Regions from separate parts of the Homo sapiens genome. Here region 2 is linked to region 1. A link is an interaction called in ENCODE POLR2A ChIA-PET data of the cell type or tissue named here. Cell type or tissue: Caco-2. All regions are shown on one strand.

What was found. Peaks named below come from ENCODE experiments on the same cell type or tissue, not always from the same donor. Only the 100,000 strongest peaks of a DNase experiment are listed, where the experiment ranks them.
Region 2: POLR2A ChIA-PET joins it to region 1 with 6 read pairs; 2 of 35 experiments call an interaction of 5 or more read pairs at or near these places.

The regions. Positions count from the first base shown.
Region 1 is chr12:7,981,580-7,984,079 of GRCh38, forward strand. No RefSeq gene overlaps it. Among named protein-coding and RNA genes, the nearest start is that of SLC2A3, 47 kb to the left of the region's middle. RefSeq lists an enhancer at 277-1,476. In Caco-2, no CTCF peak of the experiment used is centred here; DNase peaks (open chromatin) are centred at 262, 1,012, 1,662 and 2,072.
Region 2 is chr12:7,609,547-7,612,046 of GRCh38, forward strand. No RefSeq gene overlaps it. Among named protein-coding and RNA genes, the nearest start is that of APOBEC1, 55 kb to the right of the region's middle. RefSeq lists a silencer at 694-894. In Caco-2, no CTCF peak of the experiment used is centred here; no DNase peak of the experiment used is centred here.

The DNA of each region.
Region 1 (2,500 bases):
ACTTATGGCTGAAGAAGAAGAATGCTAGCTATTTTATTCTGTGCAATCTCAAGAGTTCTACAAAGGTACTGCCCAAACAAATACTTCCTGATCCATGCATGTGAAGTAGTCATTACCCGAGAAGAAAGGTGAAAAATTATGTAACTGTTCTTTTTTTTTTTTGAGATGGAGTTATGTTCCTGTTGCCCAGGTTAGAGTGCAATGGCACAATATTGGCTCACTGCAACCTCCGTCTCCCGGATTCAAGGGATTCTCCTGCTTCAGCCTCTGGAGTAGCTGGGATTACAGGCACCCACCACCAGGCCCAGCTACCTTTTTGTATTTTTAGTAGAGATGGGGTTTCACCATGTTGGCCATGCTGGTCTTGAACTCCTGACCTCAGGTGATCCACCCACCTCGGCTTCCCAAAGTGCTGGGATTACAGGCATGAGCCACCATGTCTGGCCAAATTATATAACATTTTAACTACTAATCAGATATTCACTTATCAGTCCTCTTTCAAATATATACTTAAAACTTCCAAGTTTTTGGAGCCTTTCCTTGGTTCATGTTTGGGTCTGGAACATATAGACATAGTCAATATATAATTGAATAAATGACTGGCTGACTGAATAAACCTCTAGCTCTAAATATAAAAGCATTGAGATCAGGAAACATCACTGTTCTCTATCTTAAAAATAATAAAAACGTAATAAGGAAAAAAGCATTAGGAAAAGGTTTTTTTTTGCCACTAGATTCTAAGTGGTAACATAGAATTTGAAGAATCAGAAGCATGTGAAAAGAGTGACTTAGTTGTATCTGGGTGTGGCTGAGAAAGAATTTTTCTCCCCTTTCATCTTTTAATCTCCATCAGACATTGCTCCTCTCAGGTAGCCTGAGAATGAAGCTATTTACTTCTGTCTCATTAGTTCTTCTTTGATCCTGACAGCTGCAGTCAATACAAAAGAAATGCCACAGCCCCAGGAAAAGATTCCAATGTCCCCACGTGGAGGACGTGCAGAGACAGCATCATTCTTTGTCTCCCACATTCTTATCTACCTGGTGACAGGACAGTGACTTCTGCCCCCTTCTCTCTCACTAATAAGTAGCTAGTCAACATGATTAGTATAGCCTCATTCCAAAATAGCTACATGTCTCACTAGGGGTCCTAAAAGATAAGAACAGAGCTTCTAGTTTAAATTGTATTGTATTTACTTAGTTTTTAGAGATGACAGAAGAAAAGTGGGATTACTTACCTCCTCAAGAAAAACCTTACAACTGTAACAAATGAATAAACATGGGGAAGAGAAACAAAAGGCCAAAAAGGCAATGGGATATGGTAAGAATATAATTTTTCTTTAAATAACAGTATATGAACATTGTGTCCAAATTTAATCATCGGGCACTGTTAATATTGAAAAAATTATGGAGATTGAGAATGATGACAGAAAAATGTAAACTTTTCCATTTTAAAAAAGTGGAAAAGAAACAGTGCTTCATTATTTTCCTACTAAAGTCTAGAAAGATTATTAACAGATGATTTGTATGCAAGAAGAGAGCAGTGATAGGCCGGGCACGGTGGCTCACACCTCTAATCCCAGCAATTTGGGAGGCCGAGGCGGGCGGATCACCTGAGGAACGGAGTTCAAGACCAGCCTGACCAATATGGAGAAACCCCATCTCTACTAAAAATACGAAATTACCTGGGCGTGGTGGCACATGCCTGTAATCCCAGCTATTTGGGAGGCTTGCTTGAACCTGGGAGGCAGAGGTTGCGGTGAGCCGAGATGGTGCCATTGCACTCCGGCCTGGGTAACAAGAGCAAAACTCTGTCTCAAAAAAAAAAAAAAAAAAAGAGAGAGAGAGCAGTGATTAGTTGGAAGCAGAATTATTTCATTAAGTTTAAAACTTTTCTAACTTTTTCCCATAAAGTTAATAAAATCAGAGAAATACCATAGTCCTAAATATGGATATTACTGACATTTGGAGCCAGACAATTCTTTGTTACAGAGGCTTGTCCCATGCATTACAGAATGGTTAGCAGAATCCCTGGCCCCTCCCCACTAGAAGCTTGTAATCCCTTTCCTGTAATCATGACAACAAAAATATCTCCAGGTATTGCCAAATGTCCACTGGGAGCAAATCACCACTGTTTGAGAACCACTGCCTTAGACAGACACCACGCACCTTGATTTCAGCAAGACATCTCAGAAAATCTCCAATGAGATCCTGTGCAAAAGGCTGAAATACCTCACCTATCTGACACTCAACTGTTTGGGAAACTCATTTATTTTGAATATACGCAGGAGGAAACAAGGAAAGAAAACAGGATTTCTCGCTAGAATTCAAAGCATAACTCATAGGAAGGCTTTGGTTCCTCTCAGGAAGCACTTTCTCTCTCCTTTTTTTTTTGAGACGGAGTGTTTTTTGACAAGGAGCTCTTGTCTCCCAGGCTGGAGTACAATGGCACAATCTTGGCTTACTGCATCCGCTGCCTCTGGGGTTCAAGCGATTCTCCTGC
Region 2 (2,500 bases), 370 kb before region 1:
AGAGCTTGAAGACTGGCTCTCTGAAATAATTCAGTCAGAGAAAAATAAAGAAAAACAATAAAGAAGAATGAACAAAACCTCTGAGAAATATAGGCTTATGTAAAGAGACCCAGTGTATGACTCATTGGTGTGCCTGAGAGACAGAAAGAGAAACTAAGCAACTTGAAAAACATATTTCAGGATATCGTCCATGAAAATTTTTGCCAACTCACTAGAAAGGCCAACATTCAAATTCAGGAATTGCAGGGACAGGGAAGCCATGCAAAATACTACACAAGAAGACCATCCCCAAGACACATAGTCATCAGATTTTCCAACAACAAAATGAAAGAAAAACGTTAAAGGCAGCTAGAGAGAAGGGACAGATCACCTACAAAGAGAATCCCATCAGGCAAACAGCAGACATTTTAGCAGAAATCCTACAAGCTAGAAGAGATTAGAGACTATATTCAGCATTTTTAAAGAAAAAAAATTTAACCAAGAATTTCATATTCAGCCAAAGTTTTACAAACAAAGGAGCAATAAGATCCTTTTCAGACAAGCAAATGCTAACAGAAATTGTTACTGCCAGACTTGCCTTACAAGGATTCCTGAAGAAGGTGCTAAATATGGAAAGGAAAGACTGTTACCAGCCACTACCCCCCCAAAAAACCGCAAAACTTAAGTGACACTATAAAGCAGGAACACAAACAGCCTGCATCATTACCAGCTAACAACATGATGACAGGATCAAATCCACACATATGAGGGCTAACCTTGAATGTAAACAGGCTAAATGCCCCAATTTGAAGGCACACAGTGGCAAGTTAGATAAAGAGGCAAAACCCAGTGGTACGCTCTCTTCAAGAGACCCATGTCACATGCAATGACACCTATAGGCCCAGAGTAAAGGGATGGAGAAAAATCTATCAAGCAAATGGAAAATGGCAAATAGGAGTTGCTATTCTAATTTCACACAAAACAGACTTTAAACTAACAATGATTCAAAAAGACACAGAAGAGAACTAAATAATGATAAAGTGCTCGATTCAACAAGAAGACCTGTTAAATATATACACACCCAAAACAGGAGCACCCAGATTAATAAAGCAAGTTCTTAGAGACCTGTGAAAAGATTTAGATAACTACACAATAACAGTGGTAGAATTTAACACCCCACTAACAGTGTTAGACAGATCATTGAGGCAGAAGACTAACAAAGACATTTTGGACCTTAACTCAACACTTGACAAAATGGACCTGATAGACATCTACAGAATTCCCCACCCAAAAACAACAGAATATACATTCTTCTCATCTATGCATGTCACATATTCTAAAATTGACCACACAATTGGACATAAAACACCCCAGCAAATACCAAAAAAACCCAAACTCATACCAACCATACTTTCAAACCACAGTCCAACAAAAATAGAATCAATGCTAACAAAATTACTCAAAACCATACAATTAAATGGAAATTAAACAATCAGCTCCAGAACAATTTCTGGGTAAACAATAAAATTAAGGCAAAAATCAAGAAATTCTTTGAAACTAATCAGAGGGCCGAGCGTGGTGGTTCATGCCTGTAATCCCAGCACTTCGGGAGGCCGAGGCGGGCAGATCATGAAGTCAAGAGATTGAGACCATCGTGGCCAACATGGTGAAACCCCATCTCTACTAAAAATACAAAAATTAACTGGGCGTGGTGGCGCATGCCTGTAGTTCCAGCTACTGAGTAGGAGACTGAGGCAGGAGAATTGCTTGAACCTGGGAGTCAGAGGTTGCAGTGAGCTGAGATCGTGCTACTGCACTCCAGCCTGGCAACAGAGCGAGACTCCATCTCAAAAAAAAAAAAAAAAAAATTAATTAGAAAAACATACAACATACAAGAATCTCTGGGACACAACCAAATCAGCGTTAAGAGGGAAGTTTGTATCACCAACCACCCACATCAAAAAGTTAGATCACAAGTTAACAACCTAACATCACAACTAGAGGAACTAGAGAAACAAGAGCAAACTAACCCCAAAGCTAGCAGAAGGCAAGAAACAACCAAAATCAGAGCTAAACTAAAGGAGATTGAGATGTGAAAAACCATACAAAAGATCAATGAATCCAGGAGCTGGATCATTGAAAGAATCAGTAAGATAGACTGCTGGCTATACTAATAAGTAAAAATGAGAGAAGATCCAAATAAACACAACCAGAAATAACAAATGGGATTACCACTGATCCCACAGAAATACAAAAAACCCTCAGGGACTATAACAAACATCTGTATGCACACAAGCTAGAAAACCTAGAAAAAATGGATAAATTCCTGGAAACATACAATCTCCCAAGATTGAACCAGGAAGAGATTGAATCCCTGAACAGACCAATAATGAGTTCCAAAATTGAATCAGTAATAAAAAGCCTACCAACCAGAAAAAGCCCAGGACTATATGAATTCACAGCCAAATTCTGCCAGATGTACAAGAAAGAGCTTGTGCCATTGCTTCAGAAAGTATTCAAG